4 separate regions of the Homo sapiens genome follow, and all the other regions are linked to region 4. Evidence: chromatin contacts called from ENCODE Hi-C or POLR2A ChIA-PET data. All regions are on one chromosome and are shown on one strand. The core of a region is the stretch at or near the end of the contact, and the rest is flanking DNA. Distances in the headings are between cores, read along the strand shown.

Region 1 (5,130 bases), core at 1,897-4,396, 1.3 Mb after region 4:
AGCACCTCAGGCAGCAAGTTGTTCTTCTGTAAACCTCTTTTCCTCTAAGGCAGCCCTGAGTGTTCATATTATTAGGATTATGATAATGGATTATTAATAGCAGCTAACAGTTATTTGGTACTTACTATATGCTTTGTACAATACCAGGTGCTTTACATTTATCTCATTTAATTCTACTGACAACCAAAAAAATAATAATTCTCTTGAAAACCATATGTCATTACCTTCTTTACAGATGAAGAAAATAAAGAGAGAAGACAAGCAATTTTACAAGAAACATGCAACTGGTAATTAGCAGAAGCAGGATTTGAATCTAATTTTGTCTGATTCCAAGATCCACTCTTAATTACTATACCATTCTGCCTCTAAATTTACCTCAACAAAAATGGTGAGGAGAGTTCAGGCATGGTGGTTCATGCCTGTAATCTCAGCACTTTGGGAGGCCAAGGTGGGAGGATATATTGGAGCCAGGAGTTTGAGACCAGCCCTAGCAACACAGTGAGATCTCTACAAAAAGTAAAAAAAAAAATTCGCTGGGCATGGTGGCACACGCATGTGGTCCCAGCTACTTGAGAAGCTGAAGTACAGGATGGCTTGAGGCCAGCTCGAGGCTGCAGTGAGTTATGATCACACCACTGCCCTCCAGCCTGGGTGGATAAAAATAAAGGTATATAGGGAAGCAGATTCTACAATTTCCTTCAGTTACATACTCAACTTTAACCAACCTGGTTTTAAAGAAGTTCCTCCTTCTAACCAATAAATCCCACCCTCTATCCTGAGTCCACTTCCTCTTATTATGACTCTAGTGTAAAAGAGTAGGGTGAACACACACTACAATATGACTCTTTGTGCACTTAGTATTTCACTCACTTCCACTCTTTCCAGTCTGCTCTCCTTTATACTTGCATTCAGTATAATAATAGCAGCTACCATTCACTGGTACCAATTCTGTACCTGACACCACACATATACATATATTGGTCCCTCCTCCAAACTCTCCAGGATCCCAATTCATATATAACACTTTGAAAGACTTAGGTCTGATGGAGAGACCCCTTTGCCCACAATGGGGAAGCAGGAAATCTGGGACTGCAGATAATGACTCTGTGTTCTAGTAATATTTTTCTTTTTGGGTCTTAAGTTTCCATTATCTATGCCTATTCTGTGCCTCTTAGGAAGGCAGAGACACAAAAACTTCTTAATTACAAAGGCTAAGGGTCTTTGTACCCTTGCTAAGCTATTTCCAGGCACTTCTGCTGACAGCCAAGCCATCTCTTGCCCTTTCCTTAAACTACAGTTAGAAAGCTTGTTGAGTTCTATCTATTTACATTCTAAATTCATCATGGGTACCTACTGTTTGCATGGGCATTGTGGAAGAGGAGACGAAATCCAGTTCCTGCAGTCGAAAAGCGTCTAGTCTCTTTGGAAAAGCAAGATAGACAACTATAAAAATTCTAACTATGCAAGGTAATAATTCTATGCTGGGAAACAGGACGCATGTGAATATGTGATACATGGGAGCCTTTCCTGGCTGAATCCAAGGTCAATCATTCATTCGGTGAAAAGCTGAACCTTAATGGATTAGTTTCTTTCTTAGAATGAACTTTTACAGACATGTTTTTCAAACTCAAGTCCAATGGGCTATGATAATCCACTGTCCCATAACACTGTCCCATGTCCCAAGTCACGGCAAGTGGAAACACCTACCCCAACAACAAGCCCAAGACAAAATAGCAGCAAAGACTGTTACTACCTACCTGATTGAGGACAGGGAAGGAGGTATGCAGCGACTAGATTCTGTCCTGTTGCACTGACCCAAGCAATCAGACTCTTGCAGCAGATCTCCTCCCAATAAAACTTTCATGCCATAGACCAGGGGTGACCCAATCCAACAACAGCAGAGACAGGTTTTAGGTTACATTTCTCCCTCACCGGGACGGCCTTACTATTTCTTCTCACTCCTGACCACATACCACAATCCTCCACCTCCACCACCACATTCCTCCTGGCCTGGAAAGATGGAGACCCGCCTTAATGCAATCAAGACGGGAATTCCCCCAAAATAACAGCTACCACTTTGCTAATCAAGTGGCCCGTTTTAACAGGGAACTCCACCTCCCCAACTCCCGCCCCTTCCCTCAAACGATTCGCGTAAGCAATGGCTCCATTTTCTGTTCCGGGAATCCTGGTACTTCCTAAAGAAAGAAAGCGGATTGGAAGACACAAACTGAGGGCCAGTGACAAGATGCTCCCTCCTCCTGTGAGACCGCCCCCGCTCCGCCTGGGGAGGAAGGCCCCACCTCTCTTCTCCCAGGAAGATCAGATCCCCCTCCTCCTTCTCCTGCCTCCTCTCCACCCTCTCCCCACTTGCTGCCCTCTTCCCAACCTGCGGTTCCCTAGACTCGAAAGCGCAACCTCTACCACAATAGCGCCCATGTGGTGCCCCAGCAGCCTGCCCTGTTGGCTAACCCCCAACCCCCCTACGCACCCCTGCCCTATGATGGGGGAGGGGGTGTAACCACAGCAAGGCTTCTCTCCCGTCTCCTATTGCTAAGGTGGGGGAGGGAGAGGGAGTAGAAGAAAGCAGCATTCCCTAGCCCTTTAACAGAAAAGATACAAACAGCCATCACCGCCCCCTCATCACCTCTCCTCGGACGGTTTTCCTCTCCCTCAACAGCACACCTCCTGCAGGCGACAACCTAACTGCAGCCCAGGTCGCCCCCTTGAGCGAGGCGGAGGACAAATCCGTGTGCGCCCCCCACCCCCACCCCAGCTCTGCGTCCTTCAAATGCGGGGGCAGGCGTGAAGCTGGCCCGACGCACCCTCTCTGAGCTCTCGGGTGGGAAGAATCCCACCGCCCCACGCCAAGCAGTGCCGGGCGGGGCCCGGGAGGCGCTCTATCTCCTCAGCCCTCACCCTGACCGAGCCTCTTCTCTACCGGGACCCGCCTTCCCTTCCCAGCCTCTCACCTGTTCCTGCTATCAGCTGCGCCGCTGCGGCCGCCGCCTCTGCCCCGCAGGTTCCGCTCCGCTCCCTCTGGCTCCCCAAGCCGACTTCAGCCCGGCTGCTGCCCTGGCCCACTCCCCGGCTCCCTCCTTCCTTCCCTCCACCTAGCACCGGAAGCCGCGACGGCGACTGGAGCTGTGCGGCGTACCCCCACCCCCAGCCCGGGATACTTCCCACCTCCCCGATCGCGCGATAGCTGCGCGGTAGCTAGCGGCAGTTCTCGCGAGACCCATCACCATGGCAGCGGCTGCAGCACCGGCGGCCGGGCGCTGGAGCTGGAGTCAGGGCGGGGGCAGGTGTGGGGGCTGTGGGCGGCGGAGGCGGGAGCCGTGAATGGGGATGAGACAGTGAGGACTGAGGTGACAATCCCAAGCTCCAGGGTTGTGCCTGGAATTTAAGGACTGAGGCGGCAAGTTGGCTGCGTAGGAGACGGGCTGGGCTGCGGGGCCCAGGGGCTCCTTGGGCAAAGCCAGCATCGGGATATGGGTGAACAGTCGTTGCTGTGGCATGCCTTACCCAGCCAGACTTCATCTTTATTTCTTAATCTGGGCTAGCTGCCATCCCCTGAAAGCCCTCACCGCACCATTGTTGTTGCTCACTATTCCTGAGACTAGATTACTGTGGGGTCTGAATCAAGAGATCCTTTCCCATAAGGAAGAGGAAGGAGAGTGATGAACTTAAGAGGCTAAAGGAAAACAGCTGGACTCTGAGCCAGTTAAGTTGGAACTTGAAAGACGGAGAGTGGAAACCTAATATTCAGAAGTGTGGTTTGAGGAAGTGTGCCTAGATGAGTAGGGATTTTAGTATCCCAAGGAAAGGTGAAGGACTTTGCACCCATATTTCTTGCTTCCTACCCACTCCTACTTCCCTCACACTCCGTTTTGCACCTGGTCTAGACATGCAGAACTGCCTTGAAACAAAAATAGCTGTGATAGAAGGGCACTAGTAATGCTAAGAACAGAAGGTTCCTTTTTTTTTTTTTTTTTTTGAGACAAGAGTCTCACTCTGTCGCCCAGGCTGGAGTGCAATGGCACCATCTTGGCTCACTGCAACCTCTGCCTCCCGGGTTCAAGCGATTCTCCTGCCTCAGCCTCCTGAGTAGCTGGGATTACAGGCGTGAGCCACCGCGCCCGGCCAATAGAAGGTTCTCTAAGTGCCCTCTCTCCTCATTTACAGCAGTATAAGGGAATGAACACATGGCTCTTCCCTAAGGCTTGAGCCCAAATTGTTGCTCTTATGAATTTATTGCCTTGGTTGATTTTGTTTGTTTGTTTCCTTGCTTCCAAGAAGAACTAAGCTGGGGCCAGGCCCTGTGTTCACACTTGTAATCCCAGCACTTTGGCAGGCTGAAGTGGGCAGATCACTTAAGGTCAGGAGTTTGAGACCATCCTGGCCAATATGGTGAAACCCTGTCTCTACCAGAAAATACAAAAATTAGCCGGGCATGGTGGCACATACCTGTAATCCCAGCTACTTGAACTGAGGCCAGAGAATCGCTTGAACCTGGGAGGCGGAAGTTGCAGTGAGCCAAGATCGTACCACTGCACTCCAGCCTGGGCGACAGAGTAAGACTTTGTCTCAAAGAAAAAAAAAAAAAAAGCTGGTAGGTGCCATATATGTCGATCTCCTTGTCCTCATCAATCCCTGGTGTATGCACTTACAGTCCCTTAACCCAGTCTGTTCTCTCTCTTATGTTAACCTGATAACATGACCCTAGAATGTCAAGCTAAGGGGACCTTAATTTAAGATGGTAAGGGATGAGATGGATGACAAGGAACCTGTTTATAACAAGGAATTATATCTGTCCTGGGCACTGCTATTAAGGGCTGCTGCCCTGCTAATCTCTGTGGGTTGTTTTTGTTTTTGTGTGTGTGTTTGTTTGTTTGTTTGTTTGTTTGTTTTTGAGATGGAGTCTCGCTCTGTCACCCAGGCTGGAGTGCAGTGGTGCAATCTCAGCTCACTGCAACCTCCGCCTCCCAGGTTCAAGCGATTCTCCTGCCTCAGCCTCGCGAGTAGCTGGGACTACAGGTGTGTGCCACCATGCCCGGCCAATTTTTTGTTTTTTTAGTAGAGACAGGGTTTCACTGTGTTAGCCAGGATGATCTCAATCTCCTGACCTCGTGA
Region 2 (5,358 bases), core at 1,069-3,568, 1.0 Mb after region 4:
GGTAGGTGGAATCAATCACAAAAGGATTATATCATATAAAAAAATTATACTTACATTTCCAGGGAACTGTGTGAAGGACTGAATCATGTAGAATCGATGCATGTATACTATAGCAGTGTTGATAGTCAATTGTGAGCTGAAGTGTTCAAGTTAAGATCCAAAAACAGGCAGGTATAATTCTGGAAAAGATAACCTCTATCTCCCTCCCAAAAGGATGAAATGGCCAAGCAAGTAGATACTACTAAATGAAAATCATACTTATCTCTCCAAATCAAAGAATATGTCTGTTTTCTTTCACCAAATTATTAATCGCCAACTGACACTTAGCACAATGCCTTACACATAACAAATATTTAATATAAATGTACTGAATGAATAAACAAACATCTCAGGATGTATGAATCTAGACAGATTTTTTTAAAAACTATATAAGGCGGCCAGGCGCGGTGGCTCACACTCTGTCGCCCACACTGGAGTGCGGTGGCACCATCTTGGCCCACTGAAACCTCTACCTCCCAAATTCAAGCGATTCTCCTGCCTCAGCTTCCCCAGTAGCTGAGATTACAGGCGCCCACCAACAGACCTGGCTACTTTTTGTATTTTTAGTAGAGACATGGTTTCACCATGTTGGCCAGGCTGGTCTTGAACTCCTGGCCTCAACTGATCGACCTGCCTTGGCCTCCGAAAGTGCTGGTATTACAGGCGCGAGCCACCGCGCCTGGCTGACAACCTTAATGACAACACACATACAAAAAGGAAAGCATTTTAAGGATGCACTGAAATAGAATTTCGAACAAAAAGATTTAACTCCATACTGACAGGATGCTTAGGAAACAAACCTGGACATCAGCAGGAAACAAACTGGCGATAAAACAGACACCCATTTTGAGATGAACACACCCTTAAGATACACACATTACTGTCAGCCACACATTTAAATAGAAGCTGCACCCAAGAAAATTTTCACACGCAGAGTGGAAAGAAATTTAAAACTATACTAGTTTTCTCCACCATAAAATAAGTGTATTTCCTAACAAACAAAAATATGTGGGAGAGGTTACCTCATTTTTTTTTTAATTTTTTTTTTCTGAGACGGAGTTTCACTATTGTTGCCCAAGCTGGAGTGCAGTGGCGCCATCTCGGCTAACTGCAACCTCCGCCTCCCGGGTTCAAGCGATTTTCCTGCGTCGGCCTCCTGACTAGCTGGGATTACAGCTGCCCGCCACTACGCCGGGGTAATTTTTTGTATTTTTAGTAGAGACAGGGGTTTAATCATGTTGGCCAGGCTGGTCTCGAACTCCTGACCTCAGGTGATCCACCCGCCTCGGCCTCCCAAAGTGCAGAGATTACAGGCGTGAGCCACCGCATCCAGCCGTTACCTCATTTTTGAAAATGAAATACATATCATCACTCTAAGTAAGTTAAGGACCCGGTATTTTGTAAACTATTTAAAACATTAGATTCGTGGGTATCCCCTACAAACGTAAACTAACATCTTTCCTCTGAAATTCTATAAAACAGTAGCTACTAACTGAGCATCTGAATGCAAAGCACTGTGCTGGACACAGAATCAAACACAAGAGGTATTATCCCATTTTATAGACAAGACGGCCAAAAATTTGAGAGGTCACTTAAACAGCTAGTAGATGAGGAATGGATTTTGGACCAAGGCTGAGGCATTAATTCTAGTCCACCCTTTATAACACTTTCAGGTACTGAATTTCTCGAAATTTACACACTAGGTTTGGGAGGCAGCCGTCAACAGAGAAACCTCTGCCAGACCTAGACCCCTAGGGCACAGCGGAAAATGAGAATCTTAACGTCACCAGAGCAGATCAGAACACAATGAAGACAGAGTTGGAAGGGCTGGTTAAAACACAAAGCCGGGAAGGATACGAATTCCCAGCAAGGCTGGCGGCACGGGTGAGCGAGCGGGAAATCAACTCTGCCTCGCTTCCCTAGCGCTAACTGAGTTTCAGCCCGCCCCATCGTGGGCTCTCCCAACTAGACATCCAGCTTCTGCCCACCTTCTTCCCCACTTTCGTCCCCCCCACAGAGCCTGAGACCCGGACGCCAGAGCATGGCGGGACCAACTCCAAGGCCGAAGGCCTAGGCCACAAGGATACACGTTAAGACGCTGCCCCATGTCCTGAAGCAGATTGGCCGCCTGCTGGCGATAAGAAAGTTCTTTATCTGGGTCCACGCCAAAACGACGGGATGGGCTATTTTCCAGCTGTTCTCGAGTGAAATACCACCGTTTGTTGTTGTTCTTCCTCTCTCCCTCCATAGTGCTTCAACCAGAAGGCAGCGGCGAAGGCTGCAGGCACTTCCCAGCGTCACCTAAGAGGCGACCCACATCCGCTGTGCGGGGGCAACTGCGACTTGACGAACTTCCGCTAAGCGTCGACCGCCGGGTTGTTACTTGCCTCCGTAGAGGAAGCAAAAGTCAAAGGACCTACTTCCGGAATGCACCTCGCTACACCCCGTAGCCGAGTTAACAGCCAATATGCGACCAGAAAAAACCTTGAGGCGAGGACGCAGGCGCGTCACGTGACCGTTGGGCGGTGGAGTGGGGTTAGAAGTTCTTTCTTAAAAACCGTGTATCTTCCCGCGAGAACCGGATTGAGCGTTGGCGCCCCGGGTCAGGCTGCGAGGCCGCAATTATAGTGGGATGGGGCGGCCGCCCACGCGCCGCTTGGCGGTTCTTACGAGAACTTTGTTTGTGACGGCAGTGGTGATGTAAAATGGGGCAGATGGGCCGGGCGCGGTGGTTCACGCCTGTAATCCCAGCACTTTGGGAGCCCGAAGCGGGCGGATCACGAGGTCAGGAGTTCGAGACCAGCCTGGCCAATATGGTGAAACCCCCGTCTCTACTAAAAATACAAAATTAGCCGGCGTGGTGTCGCGCGCCTGTAGTCCCAGCTACTCGGGAAGCTGAGGCAGGAGAATCGCTTGAACCCGGGAGGCGGAGATCGCAGTGAGCCGAGATCACGCCACTGCACCCCAGCCTCCAGCCTGGGTGAGAAAGCGAGACTCCGTCTCAAAAAAATAAAATAAGTAAAAATGTGGCAGATGAACTTGAAAGAGAAAGTAGGTGAGGCTGTCAGAAACTGAAAAACAGAATCAAATGGTGGGGCTCTTTCGTATATCGGAGCATAAAGCAACTAGAAGGCTGTTACATTGTTGGTAGCAATGTAAAATGCGACAACCCATTTGGAGAGGTCGCTTTAATGTGTAGCCAAAGGCATGAAAACATTCTCACGTTGTTCGCCAGTGATCCAACTTAAAGGAATAAAATGAAATTAATAACATTAATTAAGAGCTTACATGTCCCAGGCACAATACTGACTTAAATATACTGTTTCATTTATTCAGCACAACTCTAAGAGGTAATTTTTAAGTACGTTTGCGAATGGGTGAACTAAAACTGCCCCTTGAGTGTGGAAAGCCTCCACCACTACCCCTCACTTGCACAGATTAGCAAGTTCTTGCCCTCTGTCAAAATATTTCCCAGCTCCTTTGCCGGGCGCGGTGGCTCAAGCCTATAATCCCAGCACTTTGGGAGGCCAAGGCGGGTGGATCACCTGAAGTCGGGAGTTCGAGACCAGCCTGGCCAACATGGTGAAACCTCATCTCTACTGAAAATACAAAAATTAGCCAGGCGTGGTGGCGCACGCCTGTACTCCCAGCTACTCGGGAGGCTGAGGCAGGAGAATCATTTGAACCCGGGAGGCAGAAGTTGCAGTGGGCCGAAATCGCGCCACTGCACTCCAGCCTGGGCAACATTGCGAGACTCCTTCTCAAAAAAAAAAAAAAAAAAAAAGATACATCCCAGCTCCAGCCTCTGATAACTGTTTGGTGCTGGGCAAGATAGTTAACTTCTCTATGCCTCTTTTCTGTGATAATACCTATGTTTTAGATAGTGAAAGGGAGTAAAGATTTAATGAGTAAAAAGTATTTATAATAGTACCTAGTACTTAGAAAATATTCAGTAGCCCTTATTGTTATAATATTTGTTACATTGTATTGAAATTGAAGGCAAGAGCAATGCCTTCATTTTTGTATGGCACTTACCTAGTAAAGCCCTGGCCCTAGTAAATAGTCCATAAATCTTTGTCAGATAAATGTGCAAAACACCCACAATACAGAAACTGAGGCTTTGGGAGTTTGCCCTCACTACACCACTAATAAGTGTAGATCTTAAATCTAATTCCATTGATCTTTCCATTCACGCAAGCTGTATTCCTGCTTTTCTGGAACCATATTCAGTTTACCTTGATTAAATATGGGTAATTTTAGATAGATTTGGATAATATTAGAATCCTTCATCTTGCTTTGATAATATTTTGGGTTTTGTCATTTCTAGGCATGGGTGATCTTACTATGCTTGATTGTCATTCATTCTCAGAAGTATTTCTTTCCATTCAGGTCACCTCTGCCATATACTGCCTGTAGTTAGTATTAGCTCCATTTTACCCTGGAGAAATTGAGGTTCAGGAAGATTTAAATGACTTACTTCTAGTTATAAAGTAAAAGAACTTGGGATTTCAAATTTCTTCCCTCACAGACTCTTTACTATTAAGAGAATAAGCACTTACAAAATAGATTTTTTAGTAGAATAAGCACTTTTTCAGTTATGTAGTCATGTATGTTATCTTTTGAACAGCTGTGTTAGTCCATTTTCACGCTGCTGATAAAGACAAACCCAAGACTGGGCAATTTACAAAGGAAAGAAGTTTAATGGAGAACTCACAGTTCCACGTGGCTGGGGAAGCCTCACAATCATGGCGGAAGGCAAGGAGGAGCAAGTGACATCTTACATGGATGACAGCAGGCAAACAGAGAGCTTGTGCAGGCAAACTCCCATTTTTTTAAAACCATCAGATCTCATGAGACTCATTCACTATCATGAGAACAGCACAGGAAAGACCCACCCCCATAATTCAATCACCTCCCACCGGGTTCCTCCTACCATATGTGGAAATTGTGGGAGTTGCAATTCAAGATGAGATTTGGGTAGGGACACAGTGCCAAACCATATCATTCCGCCCCCAGCCCCTCCCAAATCTCATGTCCTCACATTTCAAAATACAGTCATGCCTTCCCCACAGTCCCCCAAAGTCTCAACTCATTTCAGCATTAACTCAGAAGTCCACAGTCCAAAGTCTCATCCGAGACAAGCAAGTTCCTTCCACCTATGAGCCTGTAAAATCAAAAGCAAGTTAGTTACTTCATAGATACAATGGTGGTACAGGCATTGGGTAAATACAACCATGCCAAATGGGAGAAATTGGCCAAAACAAAGGGGCTACAGGCCCCATGCAAGTCCGAAATCCAGCAGGGCAGTCGAATCTTAAA
Region 3 (5,137 bases), core at 2,251-4,750, 2.0 Mb before region 4:
GTTACAAATATATTTATTACTAAATATAGATTACCATTAATAAATAGTTCCTTGGTTTAGTATGTTCTCTTAAAGTTTTCAGAAGCTATTAAATACTATAAACAAAGTATTAAAATACTATAAACTGTGTATAATGAGCACAGTTTTTAGACAACTTTTCAGTGATCAAAACAGATGAAATGAATAAGAATGGACAAATGTAGCAAATTAAACCCATAACAGTTTTAAAAATTCTGGATTAAACAACCCAAACAACTAATGAAATCAACTCCCCGTCAAAAGCACATCTGGGAATGCTTCTCCAAAAAATATTATTGTAATTGACTAAAATTTAATTTTTTAGTTGTCTTATTAAAAAGTCTTTAATTGAAAATTATCACTTAAAAATCAAACTGGATTTAATGTACAAAGCATAATCTCCAATATCTACTGAAAATAAATTTTTAAAAAAATCCCACATTTCTGATTTCTCTTTAAGAGAAAAAAAAATTAAAAAATTCCCCAAAGCTTATCAGATTTTTTGGGCCAAATCATCCAGAAATCTATCTATAAAAGATTCAGAGTATATTCAGGGCATTAAAATTACCCTACTCTGAAGTAGAATAAACTATTTCCTTATCTTTTAAAAGCTTAGTTATCAACACTGCTTAGAATTACCATCAGAGTGTCTGTATTAAGATTACCCTAATCTGCAGTAGAATAAACTATTTCCTCGCCTTTTAAGAGCTTAGTTATCAGTACTCCTTAGAATCACCCTAAGAATGGAAGGGCTTCATCTAGGATTTGATATTGTAATCAAATTTTCAAATAAGACAAATTAGTCCACATAAAAAAGTATAGCAGTAGGTACAGGCAACAGAAGCCATGAACGCATTCTCGAAGCTCGCCAAGGAATTTTTCTCTAAAATCATCTTTAAGGAAATATCAATTTAACTTCAATAGCCTTGTTTAACGAATCAAACTATTTTTTTAAATCTTAGAGTGACCTAAAATCCCAAAATTTCTCCACTGAGTTGGCATACCAATTCCTCAATTTATTTCAGCTGTTGTAATCATACACCTGATAATGCTTGATTTGAAACTGGGTACAGTTTTTTAAGGTTTAGTTGAATGAGGGAATTTTTAATTTATCACAATTTCCTGACTAATATGAAAACTGATGGTAAGAATGAAAAATTCAAATAAAATAACATAAACCTCTAATTACGGCGTGCAGCGTTTGCAGTTACAAAAGCAACACTACATTTTTCCCATCATAAGCGCTTTGTCATCAAAACAGTAAACTATACAAATTGGATTGCAACAATTTCCACTGTTATTGGTAATTTTTTAATAGGAACACTTTCCATTAATGCTTGAAAACTACGAACTACATTTTATTTTATATCTTGTCAAATTAGTTGGAGAATATCTATTGTAAAGCTGTCAGCACATCTCTAACATTACTTTGTCAGGATCCACCTGCTCTATGCTGCCCACTATAGGAAATGCAATATGGTAATAAGAAATGTAATAGAAGGTTACTTTAGTACAATCTCATAAAAAACATACTCTGACTCTACTTGGATGCTAAATGTGGTGTTTTTGCAAGAGATACAGACTGATTAGTGGCAATCAAATTTATTAACTGTAAAGGACATCAATAAGAACAGACAGGACCAGAAATTGTATCTTGGTGATCCACATGCCAGGAGTAGCGCGGCAGAGGATGGAGAGTGGAACTTAGCGATTGAGGCGCAGCCTGCAGAAAGCTGCACTTCTGCACTAGAGATTAAATAAGAGGGTCAAAATCAACATAAACTAAACCCTTTTTCAAAGTCATGTAAACACAAATGATTGCTGCAACTGGAAAACAACATTGAAAATAAATGATTCGTGTGATGCATATCGATTTCAACAAACCTTTCCTTAAACCTTTAACGTTACTCTTACAAGCAAATACCGTTAATAGCTTACTTCTGTCTTAATTTTTCTAACCACAGGAAAATTGAAACATAAGTAATCTGATAAACATCAAGTTTTACGTTGATGCTTTTGACCACAGGGTATATACAGTGTTAAGAATTTAAATTCTATCCATCAGATATACTTTAGGACTCCATTTTGAAGATAGCCTCTTCTACAGAAAAGAAATTTTTAAAAGTCAATTCTCCAGTTTCTCATCACATCTTAATTTTTTTAAAAAGGCTTTTAAACACTAGTATCACTCCAAGTCTTTAGCCTTTGATACTTGCTCTGAAAACACACTATCGTATGTTTGTGTATGTACACACACACACACAACAGTGACTTAAAAGTGGCAACCGCCTCTTGAAAAGTAAAAATATGTCATCCCTCCATTCTGCCCTTAAATGAGAAATAAAGACAATAGATTTGCCCACTGCAGACTGGGATACCAGAAAAGACGTTCTAAGTCTCGCCTGAGACAATATTAACCTGCTATCTTAAGTCCCAACTTGGATGACTTAAATTTCAGTGTACGTGCCTCCGTTCCCACTCTTGCCCCATCAGCTCCATCAGCATCGTCATCCCCGGCTCGGATCCCGGCCGCGACCCGCCAGGGCCGCCGGAGTCCGCGAATACCGCCCGCTCCCAGCAACGAAGCTCCCCGGCTCCCGGCCGACCGCGAGTTCCTGGAGCAGCAGCCTCCAAGGTTCCCAAAGCCCACGATTCAGGCGAGCGGTGCCGACCGGGCCGTGGACTGTGGCATTTTAAAACTACAGAAGTCTCACTGCACGACTGGCGCGGCCGAGGTGGCCCAGGAGACCCTCCAAGAGATTCTGGTCAGCTGCCGGGAGCGTGGAAGAGCAACCAAAGCCACCAAGGCGCCGCGCCAAGTCCCCGGAGCAGTCACCTCAGCTTTCCGTTCTCCCTCTAGTTACAATTACTCCACAGGCTTCTGGCGCTTCCTTCGAGAAAATGAAAAACTAAAAACGCGTAGAGGTGGTAGAAGTCGTTGGCATTTTCCGTTTAATGTGATCCCCCAGGCTCCATCCCTTAAGTGGGGTTTCCAAACTCGGATGCATCCTCAGCAGAGGTTTTCCATGTTGACAGATCTCTCGCCTCCCACAAAATGGGGCCGGGGAGGCGGCCGCGGTCTCCTCTATGGGCGCCGCCATTTTGTGAGGCGGCGGCGGCGCGGCGGCAGGAGCCCGGGGTGTGTATAATGGTTGAATAGAATGACCCCCTCCAGGGAATCCCCGGCACTGACGGTTACGTAAGGGGCTGTGCGCAAGTGCGGCGTTTAGGGAATCCGCACAGCCCGGGCCACGCAGCTCCGAGGCCCACATCTCCACTTCCCCTAAGAGGACCGATGGGGGAAGGGACAGCTGACCGGGTCTTCCTCGCAGCAGCCTCACCCCTAGTCTTCCGCGGCCGGCGAGCTTCTCCACCTCCCCGGGCCGGGTCTCCGCCCCTCACAGGCTTCCGAGACACTCACTGGCCCTGGGTTGTCAGGATCTTCCTAGCCACAACCTTATTCCGACCCCACTTAAGAGACAAACTTTAGTTGGGAAATAAGTCCGTTTCCTAGAGTGAGCACCGGAAGCAAGCTGCACTATATTACATAATTTTTCACCTCCAAAGCAATGTTCCCATTGGAACGACTACCTGAAATAACCCATCCAGACCCCTACTACCCTGTGACCTTGGGTTAGGCAGTGACTTTGCCCGTGGTGGCCGTCACTAAAATGGGAATAATAATACGTTTCACGTACTGTAATCTTAATTAACATTTGTAGCAAAGAGCCGGCTCCAACACCCCTCGTAAATGCAAATTTAGGTGGTAGTATTTGTTGAGATGTTTTGACTCATTTAAGCAAAGGGTTTTTTTAACCTTCAAAATATTTTAAACGAGGATTACATTTAAGACATTTGAAAGCAAGGAAAAACGTTTTATTCGGTATTTATTTTAAACGCAGCAATCTTGAAGAGACCTTACTATAAAAATGTAAACCTTAATTATTATTGTCGAAGTTCGATAGATTGCTTCCCAACCAGTTTAGTTAGTTTGCATAACTTTGCTCATAGAATACTCCAGTTTGATATGTGAAGCCAACCAGCGGCAAGATGAATTAAGAGCATTACTCTATTTCCACAGAACTAGGACAGACAGTTCACATTGTATTTAACGTATAGTTTGCTAAAGTTAGCGTGTGGATAATTCATAGAAAATGTGCTAACCAGGCCCCAAAATACTAGCATACGGCTCATAAAAGCCGATTCCTTTAGATTTTACAAAAACAGAAGGTAACAAATTGACTTTATTCCGATCTGTGAATGTTGCGTAGCGTGAGGGGCTACCCCGGTGAGCTTCCTTTCCCTTCAGAGCGCCACACCGGTTCTGTCGGGCGGGCGGGGACTCCGAGGCGGCCCTTCCAACAGCCGGGCCGGGGACGCGAACATCGCCTCCACCCCTAACCCTGGAACAACCGGTAGTGGCCGTTTCCCCGCACCGCCCCCCTTTCCGCCGGCTTTGTGTGCGTGTGAAATGTGCGGCACATTGCAGACGAACCCTAAGCCCGGCGAGTCGAGTCTATTGTTCCCCGCGAGGATCTGCCGGGGCGGTGTGGAGCCAGGCGCAGTGCCGCGGCCAGCCCTCGGGGGTCGCTGTGTGGCACTGGCTGCCAGGCCGTGGCGGCGGCAGAGAGGGAGGCTGGCGGGGAGGGAAGCAGGCGGGCGGCGCGCAGCGGCTCAGCTGCCGCCGGTGCTTCTGCCCGGGGACGCCCCGGCCTCAGCGGCCGAGGCCGCGCGTGAATGTGTGCGAGGGCCCCGCGGAGCCGGGGCCGAAATACACGCTGTCACCGCGCTTTCCACAAACCACCACACAGACCTCCCCCTCCCCACCCCCAGCCCCGCCTGCCCTAGCCCCGCCGCCGCCGCCGCCGAAACTCTTGGGCCTCTGGCCGCCCAGACCCCTCACCATCGGCTCGCCTTGCCCGTCGCCCGCTCGCGCGCCCCCGGCAGCAGCACCATGTTGAATCGCGTCCCCGGGCTGAGCTGCCTCAGCCGGCGGCGCTGAGAGGCGGGCGAGAGCCGGGCCACGGGGAGGGAGGGAAGGAAGGGGTGGGGGCCGCGCTCGCCCCGCGGCTTCGCGCGGATCCGGCAGTCGCCTGCCCTTCTAGTTTCGCTCCGATTT
Region 4 (5,658 bases), core at 912-3,411:
GCCATTTTGAGTCAAGAAATACAATGTTAAAAGGAAAAGAGGCATCAAAGTTGGAGGGCAAACGGAAAGTCAGATTATTTGTTTGGGATATGCTGAATTTGAGTGCTAATGGGGCGAAGAGATACCCCATAGGTAGCTATGTAGGAATAGAGATAAATTCCGGTGTCACTAGCAGAAAGGTAGAAGCTAGAATCAAGGATGTGGCCATGTTTAACCATTGTGACAACTGGGGAATGGGGTGAACCTGGAGAACACTAAACGGAGAAAGAGATGCCAAGGAAGAAAAAAGTAGGCAGTAGCACCTAGACAGTTGGGAGAAAAACCTAGAGTGTACTGTTACAGATGACAAAAAATGAGTTGAAGAAAGTGAGAGGTTAGCAGTGCCAAATGCCACAGAGGGAAAGAAAGTGCATTATATTTAGTCATAAAAAGACTATTCAGAGTTTTTGTTTTTTTTCTTGAGACAGAGTCTTGCTCTGTCGCCCAGGCTGGAGTGCAGTGGCGCAAACTCAGCTCACTGCAACCTCCACCTCCTAGGTTCAAGTGATTCTCCTGCCTCAGCCTCCCGAGCAGCTGGGATTACAGGTGCAGGCCACCACGCCCGGCTAATTTTTGTATTTTTTTTTTTTTTAGTAGAGACGGGGTTTCACCACGTTGGCCAGGCTGGTCTCGAACTCCTGACCTCAAGTGATCCGCCCACCTCGGCCTCCCAAAGTGCTGGGATTATAGGCATGAGCCACCGCGCCTGACCTCTATTTAGAGTTTCAATAAGATTTTTTTTAAAGGGTGGAAGGCCAACCGCAGGTGGCTCATGCCTGTAATCCCGGCACTTTGGGAGGCAGAGGTTGGGGGGCAGGGGGAATAGCTTGGGCTCAGGAGTTCCTAGATCAGCCTGGGCAACACTTCGAGATCCCCATCTCTACTAAAAACACAAAAATTAGCCAGGCGTGGTGGAGGGTGCCTATAGTTCCAGCTACTCAGGAGGCTGAGGTGGGAGGATCGGGAGATCGAGGCCACAGTGGGCGGTGACGGGCCCACTACACTCCAGCCTGGGACCAAAAAAAAAGGAGGGGGGGGAATGAAATGAGTTACGTAAATGAGATTATATGGAGATTACAGTACATTTGCCTTTGATAATATAAGACTTGTTCTTGAGCATAGTCTGGGGAAAAAGCAACAAAGTAAAAGATACAGGAAAAAGGATGAGTGATGGGGCAAAATCTCCAAAAAGGTAGGAGAAGAGTCAAAGCTTTAGGCGGAGGGAAGAGAAGTAAGGTGGGAGGGAGAGAGACGGAATTAGAAAAACATTTGTTTAGGACAGTGAAAAATACCTCACTAAGAAGGGACAGTTGCAGATGCAGATAGGTCTTCTGACTCGTAGCCTCAACAACTAAATTAGGTTTAAGCTTCTTTCAGGCAGTGTCCATGTTTGACCATATATGCACAACTCATTCAAAAACAAAACTAGTACAACGCTTTGTTGGGAACTCAAATAAATGAATAAAAGCGCAACAAGTCAGTGAGATGCTGACGGGGGTTAGATGCTTTTCCATTTCACCCATCACCGCTGCTGCTCGAGCAGGCCCAAAAACTCTCCCAGGGACCCTGCGATGGGGCGGGGGTGCGAGCCAGCAATCAAAAACTTCCAGCGCTGGGGGTATCACTTTCACACCCGCTGTCCCGGCGAACACCGCACACCCACGCCGCAAGGGGGCGGGCCCCACCTCGGTCTTTGCGGGAGGGCGGCTCTGCCTTCCCGAGCACTGCAAAATCGCAGCAGGGTGGAGGGTCCGCCTGCAAAGCAGAGCGCGCAGGCCCGGGTTGCGGGGGCGAGCCCCTCCGGGAACGCGCGACCCGAGACGCCGCTGCCCTGGACACCGACGCGCCGCCTCAACGCGCGCCTCCACCGCCAGCCCCGGCCCGCCCCGCCTCACCGGTACCCATAACCGCTACCCCTCCTCCCACCGGCCACCCCAAGGATCTCCTACGCTGCTCCGGGCAGCGAGAACCGCAACGCCCGCTCACCTGACCAGGCCGTAACCCGCCGCACTGCCACCCCGTCAGCCCCGCAGCGACTCACGCCGAGCCCGGCAGTGACTCACGCAAAGCCCCGCCTCCTGCGCTTCCCCACAAGCCCCCGCGGCCTCGCCCCGCCCCCTTTAGCCTGGGCTTGAGCGCGCGCAGAAGTCAGCTTCGTGACTTCCTTCTCAGGATGGAACCAGCTTGGTGGCTTGAGGGTATGTAAAAGCAATATCTGAGCCTTCTGCCTGCTTCCAATATGACTAAGCTTAAAAGGAGATAACCCAAAAACTGCAGGATCATCCTGATTTTCTGATCTCCAAAACAATAAAACCTTGAATATTTCCCTGGACTCCCTTAAACAGTTTAATCCCTAATATTTACCTTGCTAATCTCTGACCTTTGTGACATTAATTTGTCTGACCTTTGTGAGTATAATAACCATGTGAGAAAGTTACTGTTTTTCCACCATGAACAGACTACTGTCAACCGGTAATCCTGGTAATTTTAGGGGATTTTTTTTTCCCTTTAAGTACTGGTTGGCAAACTAGTCCTTCCGTCTAACTCCTCGCATCTTTTGCAAGTAAACCCCTTTTCTAAGTGAATCTATCTCTGAGTCTTTCTTTGACATGTGCCAGTGTTACAATCTGTCTTTAGATATGCTCTGGCTTACAGAGAAAAAAGAACGAAACTTTTAACACTTTTTGCTTCTGCTTCCCGTGTGAGGGAGTCTTCGTTGCAATGACAACTCTTAAACGAAAGCAAAACAAAAATAATTGCAGAAGTCCACAGAAGCAAACACAAACAAATGAAACTTTCCATTTAAAACAGGACTGTAACCTCAAATATCCTCAAAATCCAGATCGGTGGTTCTCAGTCTTGACTGAGCTTTGGAATCACTTAGGGAGTATATACATATACACGTGTGTGTGTGTGTGTGTTTGTGTCTGTGTGTGTGTGTGTGTGTGTGTGTGTGTGTGTGTGTGTGTGTATACTGATTTCTGTGTCCTATCCCAGAGATTCTGATGTAACTAGTCTTGAGTGAAGCCAATCAGAATTTTTTAAAGCATAGGATACGGCTGTGCATTTGAAGCTGGAAGCCACTAACCCAGGCGCTGATCAATGAAGAACTAGGCTGGAGTGCTGTCTTACAAGGTCATATCATTAGCACATCCTTCCCATTGCTTAATTATTGGTATCTTTATATTTTAAAATCATAGTAGTCAAATCATTAAGTGTACGTCAAAATATTTACTAATGAAATGATTCTTTGGTTGTATTAGGGAGATAGAGAACTGACTTTTAATAATTTTTTTATTAAGTATTTAAAAGCAAATATTGATTTACTGGTGTTTTTAACAAAAGCAACCACATTTGTTTTATTAATTCTGACAGAGTTGATTGAGAAGAGAGATAAGGGGGCTAGCTGGCTGCTCTAGTAAAACCTCATAGACCCTTAGGTGACCCTGCTTTTCTCTCTCTTTTTCTCTCTCAAACCATACAATAATCAGAAGTAGCTTAGTGAATATAGAGTCAAAGTGAGAAAAGTTAATCAAATGGTTTTGATGGTCATCATCACCTAATTCTGAGGCTCCTGCTGTCCCACAAAACCTGTGCCTGCAATGGCAGCCTTCTCTCCTGTGAGCTCAGACCTAGGCCACCTTAAGTTCTTTCCTAGATTCCTTGCAGACCTCCCCACTTCTATTGGCAGTTATCTTTAAATGGATTTCAACAAAATGTGTAAATAATGCCTTTCTTTTAAGTCTCTTTTATTCATTTACTCCAGTCATCTCAATTGAACTTATCATTAATACCTGAAGAGTTATTTTCAAAGAGACAAACCTCTTTATGTGTTTTATGTGTTGCAGTTGTAATGGTCAGTGGAAATAAACAGGAGTGTTTATTATTGCAACAATAAAATGCTGCAATTAATGATTGTAAATGCTATTAATTTTAATATCCAAAACAATTATTGGGCTCTTTCAAATAGTTAAAGAGTCTGACAGTTAATGTAAATCTTAAGAAAGGAAGTATTAGCTAAGTAACTTTAGGAAGAAAATGAACCTTGGGACTTCCTGTTATGGAGATACTATGTTAAGTTTGGTTGCATGTGACAGAAAGCCCAAAATAAGAGTGGCTTAAACATGAAAGATTATTTTTCTTTCATGTAAAACTGAATATAAGCAATCCAGGATTAGTGTGACAGTTTCGGTGTGAGACCCAGGCTCCTTCCTGGCTGCTCTGTGATCTTCAGCATATGGCTTTCATTCATGGTTCAAGCTGGCTGCTCAAGCTCCCACGATCTTGTCTGAAATCCAGTCGGCAGAAAAGGGCAAGAGTGGGAATAACGGTACCCCCTGCCCATTAAGAATACTTCCTTTTGCATGCCATTGGTGAGGACATAGACACACGCCTACTTCTGGTTGCAAGGGAGGTCAAGAGTCTGTACTCTTGACAGTCATTTGTGTACCTAAAAACTGAGACTTCAGTGAATAAGGAAGAAGAGGAGAGCAGATACTGAGGGGTAACCAGCAGCCTCTGTCAGGGGTCTTAATAAATATTCTTTAAAAAATAATGAATGAATAAGTGAGTAGATACTACTAGAAATCCAGGCTCACTACAACATGAGGAAAAGGGTTGAATTTTGCAATCCTGATTCTGCTACTGACTAAGAATGTGGCTTAATCTGATCCTCAGTTGTCTAGGTAAAATTAAAGTGGTGAAGATAAAAATACCCACCAGAGTGAGAAAATGAATATAAAAGGACTACTTAGCACAGCTTGGGACATGGTAACAGCTTAACAAATGTTAGTTCTTACCTTTCTCTCCTGCAAAGCTAAGGCCCAGACCCTGGAATACAGTACTCTCTCCTGCATTTCTGTCTTTCTGTCTCCTACTGGACTACCTGGAAGACCTCTGAAGAGGCCTATGAAGAGCACAAGTACTGGGCACCAGTAGGTGAAGGTTAAGGCTGATAGCAGGGATAGTAAATTGCCTCTCCCAGTATAAAATTAAATCTGTATAATAAGTGAGACAATAATTACTATAAGAAAGACTAGCATGTTATTTCACATTCCTTATCTCACAACAATGGTAATATTATCCCCATTTGACTGGTGAGGAAACAATCTGAATAATTAAGAAATTTGCTCATATGGCCAGTAAGCAACAGAGCCTGGCTAGGTACCTGGGCAACATGACTTCAGAGCCTGTACCTGTTACCCCTGTGCTCTACTGACTCACTGTCTTGCCTATTGACTGTGAACATCTCTGGGAAAGGGCAGGACAAGGCCCTGTTTCATCTATCTGCAGGCTATAAACTTGCCCGAGGTATCTCTTCATACCTGACCGTTTTCTAGCATTGTGGCTTGAGTAATCTGTTTACAGATAAGAAGTCTTTTTCTGTATCTCTTTAGCATCTCCTCTTCCCCCAGTGTGGTCAACCTCTGCAACCACAGAAGCTACATCCAGAAATGTCCTTATACTCCTGTGTATTTGATAAAGGGGACTGGTTATTGGGGATGGGGACCACCAATCTCCATTTACCACCCCCCCACCGGCCGCCTCACTATCTGTATGCAATGATCCTTCCACTCTTCATATTACAGAATTCTCTTCCCCTCTTGGCTAGAGAGACTT

The links. A loop is a pair of places that touch in the nucleus more often than their neighbours do. ChIA-PET counts read pairs that join two places held with the same protein, here RNA polymerase II (POLR2A). Pooled maps may share reads with other maps.
Region 1: a pooled map shows a loop between it and region 4 (2.9-fold over the local background). The contact joins the promoter of ARF3 here to the promoter of RPAP3-DT in region 4. A Hi-C loop is called at or near these places in 2 of 50 pooled maps. POLR2A ChIA-PET finds 5 or more read pairs at or near these places in 2 of 52 experiments (HEK293 and HepG2).
Region 2: a loop to region 4 is called in a map of CD8-positive, alpha-beta T cell, with 11 times the contacts of the local background. The contact joins the promoter of CCNT1 here to the promoter of RPAP3-DT in region 4. A Hi-C loop is called at or near these places in 3 of 168 maps with a recorded cell type or tissue (CD8-positive, alpha-beta T cell, naive thymus-derived CD4-positive, alpha-beta T cell and natural killer cell), 1 of 37 single-sample maps with no recorded cell type and 9 of 50 pooled maps. POLR2A ChIA-PET finds 5 or more read pairs at or near these places in 1 of 52 experiments (activated B cell).
Region 3: a loop to region 4 is called in a map of B cell, with 38 times the contacts of the local background. The contact joins the promoter of LINC00938 here to the promoter of RPAP3-DT in region 4. A Hi-C loop is called at or near these places in 4 of 168 maps with a recorded cell type or tissue (B cell, CD8-positive, alpha-beta T cell and naive thymus-derived CD4-positive, alpha-beta T cell), 1 of 37 single-sample maps with no recorded cell type and 13 of 50 pooled maps.

Annotation. Positions count from the first base shown.
Region 1 is chr12:48,954,341-48,959,470 of GRCh38, forward strand. ARF3 (ARF GTPase 3) reads right to left here and starts at 3,147. Exons shown (of 5, transcript NM_001659.3): 1 at 2,970-3,147. RefSeq lists enhancers at 1,344-2,339, 2,395-2,474.
Region 2 is chr12:48,714,389-48,719,746 of GRCh38, forward strand. CCNT1 (cyclin T1) reads right to left here and starts at 2,319. Exons shown (of 9, transcript NM_001240.4): 1 at 2,127-2,319; 2 at 55-136. The coding sequence starts at 2,287. RefSeq lists enhancers at 2,084-2,363, 2,434-3,434, 2,834-3,073.
Region 3 is chr12:45,724,421-45,729,557 of GRCh38, forward strand. It overlaps LINC00938 (long intergenic non-protein coding RNA 938), which reads right to left and starts at 3,501. Exons shown (of 1, transcript NR_028408.1): 1 at 1,300-3,501. RefSeq lists enhancers at 2,129-3,091, 2,797-3,516, 3,092-4,054 and a silencer at 4,567-4,986.
Region 4 is chr12:47,703,927-47,709,584 of GRCh38, forward strand. It overlaps RPAP3-DT (RPAP3 divergent transcript), which reads left to right and starts at 2,162. Exons shown (of 4, transcript NR_183480.1): 1 at 2,162-2,237. RPAP3 (RNA polymerase II associated protein 3) reads right to left here and starts at 2,104. Exons shown (of 17, transcript NM_024604.3): 1 at 2,026-2,104. RefSeq lists enhancers at 1,318-1,819, 1,820-2,319, 2,040-2,334, 2,266-2,415 and silencers at 1,566-1,655, 1,686-1,975, 2,046-2,125.